Linked DNA regions of Homo sapiens: all the other regions are linked to region 2. The links are chromatin loops, found by intact Hi-C in ENCODE. Cell type or tissue: GM12878. All regions are shown on one strand. Each heading gives the region's core, and the rest is flanking DNA. Links, peaks and the distances in the headings are about the cores only.

Region 1 (5,672 bases), core at 311-5,310, 140 kb after region 2:
CAAATGGAATTTTAAAGAAAATATTATAGCCAAATGAATATAAAAGTGGTATTTTTAATTTCATGATACTTTTAAAATAATGAATCTATAGCATAGTCTGAGAAGCCTAGTTGAGTGTGAATTTATTCCCAAGCTATTATTTTACATGAAAGCTGCAGAAATAGCCACAAGTCCAAGTTCACCTGACCAACGCCATCATTTCCAGGTGACGCCACCCCCAGGAGGAAATTCTGTGGCTCAGCCACTGGAAAGGGCTTCATCCCAGCTCAGAGCTATGGCAGGATGGGCTCCATCAAGCTCATTCTGCAGGTGCCTCCTTCCTGTGAAGCCTCAGCAGCTCAACAGGGCAAGAGGTGTGTACTGCCTCAGGGCTTGGCATCTGCGTGAGAAACAATCCCCCCACCTCCACTTTCACTGCTTTAGTAAATGTTGTGAGTGAAATAAAGTGAATGATGTGATGATAGTAACAGCTAATATTTACTTAGAATCTACTGCATATCAGGCAACATTCTAAGTGCTTAACATGTATTAGGTCAATGTAATGGTTAATACTAGGTGTCAACTCTATTGGATTGAAGGATGTCTGGATGGCTGGTAAAGTATCGTTTCTGGGTGTGTCCGTAAGGGTGTTGCCAGAGGAGATTGACATTTGAGTTGGTGGACTGGGAGAGGAAGACTCACCCTCAATGTGGGTGGTCACCATCCAATCAACTGCCAGTGTGGCTAGGAGGAGAGATAAGCTGGCTTGCTGGGACTTCTGGCTTCCATCTTTTTCCCTTGCTGGATGCTCCCTTTTGCTCCTCCTGCCTTTGGACATCAGACTGCCAGTTCTTTTGCCTTTGGGCTCTGGGACTTGTACCAGTGGCTTGCGGGGGTCTCGCAGGCCTTTGGCCACACACTGAAGGCTGCAGTGTTGGCTTACATGGTTTTGAGGCTTTCAGACTTGGACTGAGCCACTACCAGCTTCTTTCTTCCCCAGCTTGCAGACAGCCTATTGTGGAACTTCACCTTGTGAAGTTTCTCTCTAAGAAACTCCCTTTCATATATACATATATCCTATTGGCACTGTCCCTCTGGAGAACCCTGACTAATAAAGTCATTTAATCTTCTGGAAATCTTATGAGGTTGGTAGTATTATAACTCCCCACCCCCCATCTTATTGATGCAAAACTAAAGCACAGATAACTTATGTGACTTGCCCAGTTAGTAAGTTGTGAAATTGGTATGTGAACCTAAATAGTGTGGCCCAGAGCCATACTCTCAACTATACATTAGACCACCTTGCTTTACAGCTAGGGCCAGGAGTGTGGCCTCAACTTGGGGAGTAGAGTGGCTCTTAAGAGAAACAATCCAAGTGGATGGAAAAGAGCCCAGGAGTAAGAGCCATGCAAACCAGGCTGGGATCCATAAGAGCCATGAGCCTTTGAGGGCTTGGCGGAAGTATCTGTAAAGTTCATGTTATGGTTTTGCGGGGCTGCTCTCATCTGGCCTGGAGTGCTGCAGTAGGCAGGGTACCTCCTGGCCTCTGGATGAAGTCCCAAAAGCTCCTCTTCAATGGAAGAACCCAGCTAACATGCATGAAGAGGTCTGCTTTCTTCATTCGTACTGACTGAAGAGCTGGAGCGCTGCTTTCAATTCTTAAAAATAAATTCAAAGCAAGCTACAGAAATTCTGATACAAAAAGAGGGCTGCTTCTTCAGTGATCACAGAATGGGAACATTTCCAGTTTGCTGGGCCCTGCTCCAGAAGTGTTACCAGGCTATCACAAAGGACTCCGAAATCCTCAAGGGAGTTTATTACAGCTCTTGGAATCCAATGGCTAGTAGAAGAAAAGACTTTCTTAAAGTTTCTCAGACATCTGTTTCTTCCACAACAACAACAACAAAAAACAATTTTTTTCATCAATCAAAATTGTCAGTTAATTCCCCATACTACCAGCAGTCCATCAATATGTTAATCTTTTACTTTAAGATGATTGCTTAGTCAAATGGAGAAAAACAAAATATGCATGTCATATATATACCAGATTCAAGAAATAAAGACAGCCTTCTTGCTGCATGTTTATTGGGTAGATTTTTGCTATTTTTTTATTGCATTTATCTTTCATATGTGACCTCAGTTTTCAACCATAGGAAAAGTGTCACGTAAAATCTGATGCCAAGGCCACTGATACCTTCGTGAAACTCATCTACCTCAGTGGATTCCAGGTGGAACAGCATCACGAGCGAGCTATGGGGCTGCCACTGACATTCACAAATCACCATCAAGGCTGCTGAAACCTAGCTATTAGACATTGATTTCTGAGTGCAAAATTAGTTTTTTTCAAATGAATTTCAGCAGGCCCTAGAACTAATTTTAAATTTCTTTTTAGTTGATTCATAGTGAAAGTATTGATTCATTAGGGAGTTTCTAGGGCCAAAACTGCATCTTTCATTGTTATTAAAGGACTTTCAATTGTGTGCGTGCATTTTGAAAAAATATTTAGAACACCTGAAGCCATTCTCTCTTGGTTATACAGATGATTTGTGCTTCAAAACCCCCAAAACCTAAGTCTCACCCGAACGAGGTGATTACATATTTGAAGGAAATATGGATATTTTGTCAGATTGTTACATATTTGAAGAAAAAGAACCAAAACCTCATGTAAAGTACTACCAAATAGTTGGAAAAAGACATGTAATTAAATGTTAGTGTACTACTATTGCTTTTCTTTCATGGAGAGCTAAGAGTCTGAAAAAAAATGACATCTGTGTGTGTATGTGTGTGTGTGTGTGTGTGTGTGTGTGTGTGTGTGATGTAAGAATGTTTGATACACTTCATTGACATGAAAATCATTGGGAAATGGGAAAAGAGCCAATGATGAGGGGACATTTAGGCACTGGTGGTCTTTAAAGCATAAACCAGTTCAAAGTCTACAGGGAGTAGATGAAAAAAATTTAGTTATATTTTTCCCAATGGAAAGAGTGGGGACATGGATGGAAATGGTTAAGGCAGTGACTACTACCTTGAGAAAGCCAGGCTGGAATTCTGGGAACTGACCCTGAATGCTATTCAGTCTTCGTACTCTGACATCTATATTTGAAAGCCAACATTTGAAGTGCAAGTATGCACCTGGCCATCTTCTAGGAATGGTATTAAAGCACCCAATAGGGTCAATCATGCAGCTTCTTGAGAGTAACTGTGGCCTTGACAGGAAAGGGACAGGGGAAGCCTCTGCTTTTTCTATGTATTTCCTTCCCTCTTCTTTTGTCATGAGCACACCCTAGCTCCTTACGTACTTTATTTCCAGTGGTTCCTTCAGGCTGCAAGCAATCCAAGACCATGCAGACAGGCAGCCAGCTCTTTACAAAAATCACTCCTGCCTTAGACAGCCCAGGTGAATCTGCAGAGTTGCTCCAGGGACAAGCAGAAATGAAGTCACATTCCTACTTAATTCTGTTTGGAGAAAGGCAGAGAATAACTCAGCAGCCATAGAAAAGAGCACTAAACCTTGCACACTGTTTAACAGAAAATATGCACTTTATTCTACAAATTTCAATGAAATTTGCCTGCCAGAAACAAAGAATGGTGCTGGCTACATTGAATAGTACACACATTATGAGACATATACCCAGTGCACAAGATGTTTGCAACCTTGTTGAGGCTGAAACATTTACATCGAAAATCCAATCAGGTTATGAGCAAACTACAAGAGATATAGACTGGGAGTCACCAGTGTATGGTTGGTGTGTTAATTAGTTCTATTGGTCAACTTGACTGAGCTAACGAATGTCCAAACAGCTGGTAAAATATTTCTGGGTGTGTCTATGAGGGTATTTCTGAAGGAGATACGTATTTGAATTGGTAAACTAAGTGAAGAAGATCACCCTTACCGAGGTAGGCAGGCATCCTCTAAAAAGGCAAAGGAGGGGCAAAATTCTCTCCTTCTCCTGTGGAGAAGAAGAGGCTTCTCCTATCTCTATCTTCTTCTGGTCATCAGAACTACAAGCACTCAGGACTTCAGACTCCATGACTTACACCAGCAGCCCCCTGAGTTTCTTAAGCCTTCGGGCTTGGACTGAATTACATCACAGCTTTCCTGGTTCTCCGGCTAGCAGATGGCAGATCATGGGACTTCTTGAGCTCCATAATCCCATGAGCTGATTCCCATAATAAACCTCCTGTTATATATCTGTGTATACACCATATTGGTTCTGTTTCTCTGGAGAACGCTGACTGACACAGCTGGCAACTGACATCACACAAGGAATGGCTGATGTTAGCTGAGGGGACTTTCTTGCTCCAACTTTTCTGACCTTCCCCCAGTCTCCTATATTGCAGACCTCTCTCAAACCTCCAGACCTTTGTAGATGCCCTTCCCCCAGTTCTGGCCAGCTGCTAGACCATATTTTCTTTGAAAAAATTTTCTTGCCCCCTGTTATGTATTCCCACAACCCTGTGCATTTCCCTACCATAGCATTTATCACACAGCATTGTAATTTCTTATTAATCTATCTCCCTGATGAGACTTCAGCACTGTAGACTAGAAACTACATAGCATAAGGTTATGCTCGCTTTAAATCTTGGCTCTACAACTGTTAAGCTATGTAATATTGGATGAGGTTCTTAGCCTCCCTAGGAATCCATATCCTCAGGAATAATAATTGTACTCAACTTTACATAGTTGTGTCAACTGATAAAATGTGTGGAAATTCTAGCATGAGCCTGGCACATGGAAAGGGTTCTGGAAATGCTGGAAATGTAGACAGGTATAATAATTGTATTCTAAGTTGTTCCTGTTGTATTCTGAGTTCTATAAAGGCATTTGTTTATTCATTTATTATTGTGTAAACTTATTATTTGTTGCATGTTAAGGGTCAACATAAGGTTTGCATACACTATGTACTCCAGCGTTCATTCAATGAATAAATGAAAGGATGAAAATTGTATTCATGAAACTTGAGCAGACCAGAGGACAATACTTACATCCACTAACTCTGCATTTCTGAAGTTGTTATGGATTAAGAATTCGTGTGTGTGTGTGTGTGTCTGGGTGTGTGTGTGGCTCTAGGTGTGTGTGAGTCTAGATGTGTCTGTGTATGTATGTACATGAACATACATGCACAATATATAAAACTGGTAAAGACTCCTACTCAGGAAATAGTCCATGACTTAAACAAATCAACAAAGTGGCAACTCCCCCTAAAAACATACAGCTTAAACCCTTATTTGACTTCAAATGTAGGTCCATTGTCAAAGACCACACATCTGGAAAAGCCATGACATAATGCAGGCCATAATTCAGGGTTTGTCTGCTTCACAGCACACCTTAACATCACCCTCCTGTATTCCCACTCTGCCTATGCTCCCACTTCCCACAGTTCTTATCTTGTTATATTATTTATGAGCCTGAACTATAAATACATTGAAATAGGGAGGATTTTGTTGGCTTGGTGCAGTTTAAAGTGCTTTTCAGTACTATATATATTTACAACATCTTATAAATATTTAAAATTGTCATAATAATGACTCCATTGACTCATAATAAATTCTGTGTTTAGTGTAGGGATGATTGCCAAATTGATAATCCAGAAAATTGGAAAACCCCATCAAACTTTGTGACCTGATGGTCCCCAAAGAATATCTTTCTAATTACTGGAAAAGCCTGAGCAGTAAGCTTAGCTATCTTAGAA
Region 2 (5,672 bases), core at 465-5,464:
TACAATACAACATATAGGAAACAGTGGGAGAAGTAAATCAACCCCACCACTCAGGTTTCCACCATCTGTAATGGGGGTTATACTGAAAGGGGACCTGAATGGAGGAAGGTGATAACAAGGAGGGAACTTATTAAGGAAGGTGAAAAACAGGAAACTTAGTAAGCGAGGGCATTATTATAAATACCCTGGGACAGGTGTTTGAGCCTCCTCACTTGCAAAGCATTTGTCAAAAAAAGAAAAAGAAAAGAAAAGAAAAGAAAAACATGGCCCAGCAAGACAGTGACCCATTTCTGGCTGCAGCACTAAACCGTCCTTCCTGTGTCACCATCATTCAACAGGGGTTTAGAACACAAGAGGTGTCCTGTGGTCCAGGGTTGCCCAGCCCTCACATTCATTAAACTTTCAGGGAGAGAAATTGGCTTTCTTTCCCCATAACTCTCAAGGAGGAAGCAGCCACATATTTTACCTGAGGAGCTCATTTCAAGTACAGTATTAAATACTTTTTGATTTTCCATCAATAAGTTTTTCTTTATGGTTAACCAAACTCCATCACGCTATAATCTTAAATGTTTTTATAATTTTAATTTAATATAATGTTATATTTAATGTAAGTTTAATTTAATATAAAATATTACTTTAATATGAAATCAATGTGTATCTATAAAAAATATAAAAATATTAAGAAGAAAGTAATAGTTATTCATAATCATTTACTGGTGAAAATCAATGTTAATAATTGAGTATATGATATCTGTATATATGTATATAAATGTATGCACATGTGTATCTTGCTTTTATTTGATGTTATAAGTATTTCTCAATAAGTTATCTCATAAGTATTTCTCAATAAGTTATCTCAATATCATCAATAAATACGTTTTATCATCAATAAATAGAATCTTCCTAAGTAGAAGTTTGATTCTGTTTTTGGTTGTCATGTTTCTTTTAACACCCACAGTTATTTGGTGGCACTAAGAATAAATCACTAAACTTTTTATTCTAAATCCCAAATTATGAGAATCGTAGATGGCCTCATCCTATCTCTAAAACCCACCCAATCCCCAAAGCTCCTGAGGGTTAGAGTCAAAAATAGAAAGAATTAGGGTTCCAGAGACGGCAAGAATTAAACATATCACTTTTTTTTTTTTTGACTTAGAAATTCAGTGGTTTGTTCTTTAGGGACAGAAAACATCCATGGTATCAAAAGAGCCACAACAAAATGTCCTACTTCCCACTTTAATAGCTGCACCCCATAATTTTCTCAGCCATTGCCCATTGTTGGACATTAAACTTGTTTCCCACTTTTGGCTCGCATAAGTAACAATGCGATGAATTTTACTGGGTATGGATCTTTCACTGATTTCCATATGTTATCCTTAGGCTATATTCCTAGAAGAATTACTAGATGAAAAGGTAAAACTGTAAGGCTCTTGATTCCTATGTTAAGCTATAATTTATAGTCTTGCAGCCAACACAATCTTCAAAAAAATGTAACCTTTTATCATCTTAAAGTGGGCCATTCAACTTCCTCCTCACCAGATCCAGTAACTTCAGTTTCTTTAAACTTTTAACTTCTCCCCAAGGAGAGATGGGATTCCAGGATCTCAAGGAATTACAATCAATCCTGGATGGAGAAGCCTGCATATGACAAGACTCCACAAATAGGATGGAAGAGCATTTGGAGTCCATTTTCCCAGGAAATCACAGGCTGCCTGGACATGCTGTTCTCAAATGTATATTCTTCCCAGCTCTTGAAGGACCACTATCCCTGCTTCCACCATAGAAAAGGGAAAACAGATGCAACGACCATATTGATAAAACCCCAAGCCAGCATGATTGTTCTGGCAAACACAAATGTAGATACAAAGGCAATGGGGCTTAATATATTTTAAATCAAGGCCATCCCAACTGATATGTATTTAGTCTATTTGTAGACATTTCAACAAATAGGCACGAAGAGTCTGATAGTGCCAGGCACTGTGGTGATGCTGGGTGTGCAATAGCCAACCGCATAGGCACAGCCTCTATCCATGCGGAGTTTAGTTTCTGTGGGTAAGTGAGTATGTACAAGAAGTGCCATGATGCAGTCAGAGGGGGAAGCCTTCCTGCCCAGCTGGAAAGCCTGTGGACGACACAATGCAATCTGACCTTTCCATCATCAGCCCAACCAGCCCCACTCCCATGCCCTCCCACACCTTCAGAAGAGAAATCTTTGTTCATTTCTTTTACTTCTCTGCACATCACATGCTATTGAGAAGCACTGAGACAGAGCACAATCAAAGAGGCAAAGCACTGGATTTCACTGAGACACCAAATCTGAAAACAGGAGAGGAGACAGCCCTTGCTGACCCCTTTCAGCCCCCACATTCAATGTGTCCACAAAGGTAGACAGTAAACAGGAAAACTCACCACCACCCTCACTGTGACCTACTATCTTGGAGGCCAGACTGGCAAATCTCCTATGCAAATAAAGCCTCTTTGCTGGATGTCTAAGGCAGGTTTTATTTGCAGAGCAACTGACCAAATCCTGGGGCTCTGATGAGAGCCCAGACCTTCCCGGACCTCTCCGCAGGACCCTGGGTCGTCCTGAGCGTGTCTGCTCATAGTGCTAGTCTGTCCAGGGGTGTTTGTCATCTGCTTCATTGTATGTCTGTTTGTCTGTTTGTCTTCTCTCCAAATCTTTAGCAATTCAACAATAAACACCAGAAACCTAACTCTACTCAAAACATTCACAAAGGCGCTGCAACCATGCTTAATGGCATTGAAGCGAAGGAAGTGGGGCTGGGGGAAACAGGGTGTTGGTGGGTGTTCCCAGTTCCTATGGTCACAGCCTTAGCCACAGCCTTGAAACACACAGTATCGGGTTCTCAGCTAGCCCCCTTGGCGGGGAGAGCTGGGAGTTTCTGACCTCCTTTGGGGTTAAGGCTGCTGGTCTCAGTCTGTGCGTAAGCGAGTGGTCACAGTCCTTAATTGCAAAGGGGAAGTGGTCAGAAAACACACTCTGTCCTGGCAAGATTGATAACTTGTAAGATACTTTGGAAGAATGCCAGAAAGTAACACTGAGGTTGTCTATGAAACTAAATATACATACATCACTTACAAGTTTGCTTATAATTTCCAACATGTTCTGAAAAGAAAAAGAAAGGAAGCAGAGGGAAAGGAATTAGAGGTAGAGTTCACAACAAAGCCAATAGAATTCTCTGCCATTTCCTTTTTTGAGTGAAGAGATCACTTTAAAATAATAACATCTAACAAATCCAACAATTACTATGTTCAGGGTCCTAGTCAATGCATTTTACATGTATTGACTAATTAATTAATCATAATAGTTTTAGACACCAGTCCTTTATTTAAAATAAATAAATACTCCCATTTTATGGATAATGAAACTGAAGTCCAGAAAGTTAAGTCATATATAGGATCCCTAAGATCTAGTAAGTACTGGAGCCAGGATTTGTTCCCAGGCAAATGACTCGAGGTTAACACTAAACAATTACACCCTGCTAAAAGGGCTGAATAATTTCTATCAAATTCAAAATGAATTATCCCATGGCAAAGGGACATAGGATTTGGATCATGCTGCTAATGAAGTTGTTGTTACCAAGATCAAGACACAAGGATCAAGAGCAGTTTTAAACTGGACACTGAGGCTCAGTGAGGCCCATAAGCTGGGAAGTATATTGCTTTGGCGCTACCTTCACATTTCTTATGAAGAAAGCAATCTAGAGAAAGTCAGTAAACTTTGACCATATGAAGTTTCCAGTTTGATCTCGAATGTTGTTTCTGTTTGGGGCCACCATGCTATCTGAGCTGTCATTTTGTTACCTGACTGAAGGTAAAGGAGTTATTGCCAGGGCATGCTGTAATATTCCTCCTGGAGTTCAAAGTAGTTAAGTCTAGAAATAAAATAAAACCTTATAAGCTAGTAGACAGTGAAATTGAGACCACAAAGCACACTTGGTGATCATATGCCCACACTTTGTCTTCCAGGAAAAACATGAGAAAGAGTGATTCTGTCTTTATGAGCTGGCTCTGCTTGAAATGAAAGTGAAGGGTGAGGCTCCCAGTCTCCACTTTTCATCTCTGAAGGCTGGTGAACTTTCTGGAGACTGCCTGGAAGCCTGCATTGGGGTGACCTACATACTGCGTTAAGTCCAACAACAGTTTATGGAGTATCCACTGTATGAAGAAGGCCATGCTAAATACTGTGCAGGACACAAAAATTGAAAAGACAAAGGCTGAGCCTTCCAAGAGCCCATCGGGCTAAGAGTCATAACTGTCTGCATTGGAAGTCTGGCTGGGAAACAAGTCCTGAGACTTTGAGTTAGAGGGGAAATAAATGAAGAGATGGGAGAAATGTCTGGGGATTGTGAGGTTTGAACGGGACTGTGCAAGTGAGTAGAATGTCTTTAGGTGAAAAAGGGAAAAGGAAGAAGTTTAAGTTGAAGAAAATACCTAGAGCCAGAGGCGAGGTGTGAGAAATACATGGTGAATCTTGGACTAACAGGGGTAGGCCAGCACTACTGTGAGCCCAGAATGGGTCTGAGTGTGTGCATGCCTCCCCTTTTGCACATGTGGGGAGAAAAGGTGTGTATATTCTAGCAAAGACTGAAAACGAAGGCCTAGCCAATGCTGTGTAAGGTCTCAAATGCTGGATAAAGGACTAACAACTTTATTCTGCATGTCAAGGAGGTGGATGGGCATCCAAGTCTTTGAGCATTGAATGACATGATCAGGGATATAATTTAAGGAGACTTTAAATGCCTTAAAAAGTGCACCCTAGTCATAGGTCATAGTGACCCTAATCATCAGATCCAGAGGCTGACCTGAACAATAGCATCCCTGAAGTCTGTTTCTGGTGCTGACCCAGTGTGGGTCTTCAGATCGTAGGACAAATGTACAGGGTCAATCCCTGGGGAATAATAATATAACTGATATTTCACCAACAATGTAACATGGTAGACAACCGGTTACCGTGCGACATTGAAAATGTATAGGAACCACGCACCCCACATAGATGGACTCATCCATTTTCATGGAGCATGAAGCCTAGGCAGAGAGATCATTCCAACTCAGTAAGGACTGCAGAGAGGGGTGTCAAATTGAGCACAGGCTCCAGACTCAGACACCTAGGTTTTTGTGTCAGTTCATAACTTTAGTAGATTAGTTTACTTAGGCTGCTATAAAAAAGTGCTACAACCTAGGTGGCTTAAACAACATAAATTTATTGTCTCACAGTTCTGGAAGCTACAAGTCTGAGAGTTCCTTCCAAGTTAGTCCAGACGCTAGAAGAAAGCCCCCTGTCAGCAGGGAAGTTTCATCTGAGGGCTGTGAGACAAAGAACAGTTCCAGGCCTCTCTTCTTGGCTTATAGATGACCATCTTAATGTTAATTCTCCCTGCATGCCTGTCTGTGTCCAAATTTTCTCTTCTTATAAGGACACCAGTTTATTGGATTAGGGCCTACCCTAATGACCCCATTTTAACTTGATTGTCTCTGTAAAAACCCTATCTTCAAATATAGTCATATCTTTAGGTGCTAGGGGTTAGGACTCCAACATATGAGTTTTAAGGAGATACAATGCAACACATAACACTCAGTTTCCTTATTGGTGAGATGGGCTAGTACTATTACCCACCTATTGTATGTGTTATTAGAAATAAGTGGCTCAA
Region 3 (5,672 bases), core at 311-5,310, 140 kb after region 2:
AGTAATGAAAGTATTGATTGATCAGAGATTTTTGCATTTTATCTGTATTTTTTCAAGCCTAAGATGACATTGATGATGTCACACCACTATTATATTCACCTCTAGAAAGAACACGTCTGCCAATTAAACAATAACCTAATGTTTCTTATCACTTGGAATTTGTATTTTATACTTACTAAAAGGGATCCTTTATACTTATACTGTCAGATTTTTATCATATATCACCCTTGCACATACATAAATGGGAAAATATAAGCAAAATAATTTGGTCAAGGTATTTCTAACATTTATTTTCTATTCAGAATCTGACTCTTCTGAAGCACTGTCCACTCAAAAGCTATCTAGAATGTGAATGGAGGGAGCATTCTGTGTTTTTATAAAGCTCCACTGTTGTTTCTGGGATTTTCTTCCAAGTGCCTGATGCCTATTCTGCAAGTCTGGATGCACACGCACAGACCATGGTGTCCCCCTCATGACTGCTGCCTGTAAGATGCTTCCTGGCTTTGCAGATGATAAAGTGTGGGATGTGAAGGACATTTTAAAATTGATGATATCCCAATGAGCACTCACCTGGGCCTCTACTAGGGCAGTAATGGGAGTAATAGGAATAAGGGGACAAAGGCCAATCAGAATCCATCAGAGGTGGATTCTAAAAGTTGTGTGCCCAACTAGATGCAGAGAAAGGGAAGAGGTACATGACTCTGAGGTTTCTAATTTGAGTGACTTAATGGATGGCAATGCCCTGGATTGGAAACTCAGGAGGAGTGGGTTTTAATAGCAGAAGGAAAGCAGTGGATAAGGTAAAATGGGTTTGGTTTATGGTTTTTTGAATGGGACATCCCAGAGGGATTCCCAGGTAAAAATGACTGGGATGCAGATATAAATAAAACTTCATAACTCAAGGGTGAGTGAGGGTGAATCATGGTTAAAGAGAAATAGTTTTTAATCCACAACATCTAAATGGTAGTTGAAACCAGGGTGATGAGTACCATCTTCCAAGGAGGATATACAGAGAAGTTGAAGACAGTTAGTTATAGAACAAAAACAAAAATTAAAGAAGTAAATAGAGATTTGAAGGAAGGAGCAGAGAGAGAAAAAAATTGTTAGATGATGTTTACATATCTTGTGGGCACCTCAAAGACAAAAACTGTCTTACATGTATTCTCACTCCCTAAGACAATGCCTAATCCAATAACATTTGTTGAACCAACATGAAAATGGTGACCCAAAAGCCAAAAAGGTGAATATTTTAAGGAGAAAATGATCAACAATATTAAATGTTATAGCTGATATATAAATAAAATGACAAAGAGGCCACTGGATTTAGTAAATCCAGTTTAACTTGCACCGCTACCACCAACTTCATTTTACAGGTTAAGAAAGAGAGGCCTAGAGACTTGAACACACATGTCCAGGACCACCAGTTGGCTGACTGGAGAGTCAGAGGCAGGACTCTGGTCTCCTGGCTCTTTTCCTGGGGCTGTTTTCTCTATACGGAGCTTCCCCTCTTAGAAGAGGATTACATCCACTGCAGATAAAGCTCTGGATCCAGGCAATCAGATAGGCTCTTTTCTTAGTCCATTTTCTGTGGCTATAACAGAATACCACAGGTTGGGTAATTTACAAAGAAAAGAGATTTATTTGGCCACAGTTCTGGAGACTGAAAGTCCAACATTGAGGGGATGCATCTGGTGAGGACCTTCTGCTATGCCATGACTGACGGAAGGGCATCATATGGTAAGAGCAGAAGAGACAGACAGAGATAGTGGAGGCTAAACTTAACTTTTTATCAGGAGCCCACTCCCGAGATAATTAACCCAGATAGCAGCATTAATCCAGTAACGAGGACACAGCCTTCATGACCTCATCACCTTTTAAAGGCTCCACCTCTTAATACTGTTAAAACGGCAATTCAATTTTTTTTTTTTCTTGAGACGGAGTTTCACTCTTGTTGCCCAGGCTGGAGTGCAGTGGCATGATCTCAGCTCACTGCAACCTCTGCCTCCAGGGTTCAGGCGATTCTCATGCCTCAGCCTCCCGAGTAGCTGGGATTACAGGTGTCTGCCACCACGCCTGGCTAATTTTTTGTATTTTCAGTAGAGATGGGGTTTCACCATGTTGGCCAGGCTGGTCTCGAACTCCTGACCTCAGGTGATCCACCCACCTCAGCCTCCCAAAGTGCTGGGATTACAGGGATGAGCCACTGCACCTGGCCAGCAATTCAATTTTTAACTCATGAACTTTAGGGGACATATTCAAACCATAGCAGCTCCTACTGACCAAGTCCACCCGTAACAACAAACTCCACTAACAGCCACATCACCTCCACGGAGCAGGAGAGAACAGAGCAAGGGGTCTGGTCCTGGGCATGCATTTTAGGGCTTGCCCTAATACCTGATCATTCATCGCCGGCGGAGTACCCAGTGGAAGAAAAAGTTCAGGGGACTTTACTCTCTGGGTTCTATCTTGAGCCAGAATTTCCTCTGACTCTGGTTACATGTAATAGAACAGAAAGTGACACCACAAGCAGGCAGCAGAAAAACAAAACGGGCTTCTTCTATAGTATGCGGTCATTAACCAGGATGTTCATACCAGCTTCTGTATGAAGAAGAGCAAAATTTGAATTCAGTGAAGTCAAAACAAAGATAATGGTATCATTCTTTTTGATGTCAATTAAGTTGTATCACTGTTTATTGGGCTGATGACATCCTGAGAAAATGAGTGATTTCTTCAAAGCAGTGATTCTCAAACATCAGAGCTTATCAGAATCACCTGGAAAGGCACCTCTTTCAGAGCTCCCAGGGTAGCCTAAAGTGGGCTCTGCCCTTAAAGCTCCAAATTCTCTGGAGGTTTATCCCAAGAGAAATAGTGAACATAACATCTCCCACATTTCAAAAGTAAAACCATTCAAAGATCAGGCTCCATGACTTATTTCCCTCTTTGTAATCCTTGCAGGGCCAGAGGGTCGACAGGATGAGACGTGTGGCCAAAACCCATGTGGCTTCAGTGTTTTTATTAATACAGACATGTACAGCCATGCGGAGGTGTCCGGAAGCCCCCATCTGGCAAAGATGACTAATGGGACTTTCCCACTGACATCCTAGTAAAGGTGCCAGAAGTATATTCATTCCAGATCACAGCCGTAATAGGGCAGTTTCTCTTGGGACACTACCCTGACAGACAACCGTCTTCCTTTTACAACCTACGTGACACCCCCATGTGGTACCTTCCTCTCCACAGTGGTGAGCACAGAAATGCATATCTGACCAGAACCCGGGAACTGAACGCTTCACAGCAAATGTCAACCTTTCTATAAACTAGTAGGAGTGCAATTTTTCTTCCATTATGCAGATTGCAATTTCCACCCACTTTTATATTCCATGTCCCAAAAAGTGAAAAGCAGATACTGTAGTTAGAATCTCTAATCAAAGGAGCACTAAGTGGGTACAAAAGTAGATGAAAACTCAAGAAGATACTATTGGCTGTTTGCAGAAAATCATCAAAGACTTTCTCACAAAGCAGTGGGAAGGAATTGAGTGAAGAGTGATGTATTCACTGATGGGTTCTATGGAGTCAGAACATGCAAATACATATTAGGCTAAGAAATACAGAGTACATTTATTCAGAGCCTACTCTCACAAAGATAGGCAAGATTTCTAACTAGAGATAAAACTCATATAACCATTGACACAATCCTAGTCCATTAATAATTGCTTTTTTTCATATTGTGAAGAGAGGAACCAACAGCATTAATAAGAAATAGGTATCTGGAGTATGAACTGTCCTATTAACTGAGTGACCTTGGGAAAGTCATATAATCTTTCTGGGCTTCAGTTGTATCATAAGTAAAATAAGATTGAACTAGGCCAGGTGCAGTGGCTCACACCTGTAATCCCATCACATAGGGAAGCTGAGGTGGGAGGATCGCTTGAGCCCAGCAGTTCGAGGCAAGCCTGGATAAAACAGTGAGACTTTGTCTCTATAAAAATTTTTTTAAAAAATAGTTAGCTGGATGTGGTGATGCATACTTGTGGTCCAGCTACTTGGGAGGCTGGGGAGGGAGGATCACTTGAGCCCAGGAGGTCAAGGCTGCAGTGAGCCGTGATCATGCCACTGCATTCCAGCCTGAGCAACAGAGTGAGACCCTGTCTCAAAAATAAGAATAAAAAAAATTGAACTATATGCTTTCTAAGATTTCTCCCAACCCTGAAGTTCTGTGTCTATAACCGAGGGAACACTGGCTATTGGAAGATTTAACAGAGATATGAAGCATCGGGGGATATGTCTTATAATAGCAAAATAATTCTCTTTCATCATGGACAAGAACACAAATAAATATGACTGTGGTCATAACAGAAGCAGGATTTGAAAAGCTGCAAAGATACAGGAGCTGCAGAGCAGATTCCTAGAACACCATACTCAGGCAGAAAAAATCATCTCTCCAAGGATGCCAAACTATATTTTCTAAACAGTGTCTTACAGAATGGCAACTCTGCTGGGTACTAAAAGGCTTGAGAAATGAACAAAGTTAAATAAGTAATTTTGCTGCAAGAGGTCTCAGAGCCTTTTCTGCACTGTCCAACATAACTTTCTGCAATGATGGAAATGTTCTATGTATGTACTTTCCAATATGGCAGCCATGAGCCACATATGGCTATTAAGCATTTGAAATGTAGCTAGTGTAATGGAGAAATTGAATTTTTTATTTTATTAATTAGTTTGTAGTTAAATAGCCAGATGGGGCTAGTTTCTATATTTCAGAAAGCACAACTTATATCACACATACACATTTATAATGCTAGCTCTAAGAGGGAGCCAGCACATACAGCATTTACCAAACTTGTTGAGCCATAAAATTCTGCTTCCAAAGGACTGGAATTCTTTGCAAAACCATTTGGGAAACACTAGACTACGAGCTATCTGCTAGGTGGTTGAAGCCCCAGGAGACCACTCTAGCTTTGACATTCTAACTAGCCAGCACCATCATGGGCATCAGTCCCCACCAAGTGGTAAAGACTGGGTTGTTCTCTGTTCTCAACATGTGATAATATCATCTCACAATTCAGTCACATCAAAATTTCCCAAGTCCCAACAGACACCCTTAGCAGAGGTAGCCCAGTGCAGGTACAGTCAACGGGAATCAAGCAATGTTAAACAACTGGCTGTCCCTTTCCACCAAACGTAAAACAATGATAATCTAGTGCAACTGGGCTTTTAAGTTCACCAGGCAATCTTGGATGCAATGATATATCATTATCTCAACAACCCAATGAGATAGGCAGCATTCCATTTTGTAGGTGATGAAAATGGTGCTTACACAGCTAAAGTGACTTAGTTGCTCAAGGTCACACAGTTACTGGGACTTAACCTCAATCTTTGAACTACACCTCCTCAGTCATTCTAACAAAACCATTTTGAACTGAATTTTTCCTTACAATGCCTAGGGCCCATAAAAATATTGAATTAATAAATTCTCAAAATACCAAAACATTATAGATCCCTGAGGAAAGTACTTTGTGTTACAAGCTTTGCTCACACATACCTTGAGAAGTATAATAAATGCAAGAAATGTGTAATGATAATGGAATATATAAGAGACTGACGTAATTATTCATGAATATGTGTAATTCCTATTCTCCAAGAACTCCTCCACTGGACCTGTAATAATTATG

Evidence for each region. A loop is a pair of places that touch in the nucleus more often than their neighbours do. Peaks named below come from ENCODE experiments on the same cell type or tissue, not always from the same donor. Only the 100,000 strongest peaks of a DNase experiment are listed, where the experiment ranks them.
Region 1: a loop joins it to region 2, with 5 times the contacts of the local background. A loop is called at or near these places in 1 of 110 quality-filtered maps.
Region 3: it touches region 2 in a loop (6-fold over the local background); 1 of 110 quality-filtered maps calls a loop at or near these places.

Annotation. Positions count from the first base shown.
Region 1 is chr13:42,409,659-42,415,330 of GRCh38, reverse strand. No RefSeq gene overlaps it. Among named protein-coding and RNA genes, the nearest start is that of LINC02341, 12 kb to the left of the region's middle. RefSeq lists an enhancer at 2,289-2,438. In GM12878, for the core only: no CTCF peak of the experiment used is centred there; DNase peaks (open chromatin) are centred at 2,240 and 2,360; H3K4me3 peaks cover 235 bases; H3K27ac peaks cover 3,845 bases.
Region 2 is chr13:42,546,152-42,551,823 of GRCh38, reverse strand. No RefSeq gene overlaps it. Among named protein-coding and RNA genes, the nearest start is that of TNFSF11, 25 kb to the left of the region's middle. RefSeq lists an enhancer at 2,424-2,473. In GM12878, for the core only: no CTCF peak of the experiment used is centred there; DNase peaks (open chromatin) are centred at 2,413 and 2,923; H3K4me3 peaks cover 1,078 bases; H3K27ac peaks cover 2,283 bases.
Region 3 is chr13:42,403,362-42,409,033 of GRCh38, reverse strand. No RefSeq gene overlaps it. Among named protein-coding and RNA genes, the nearest start is that of LINC02341, 19 kb to the left of the region's middle. RefSeq lists enhancers at 2,746-3,155, 2,249-3,448. In GM12878, for the core only: a CTCF peak has its summit at 3,218; DNase peaks (open chromatin) are centred at 2,523 and 3,103; H3K4me3 peaks cover 1,089 bases; H3K27ac peaks cover 4,696 bases.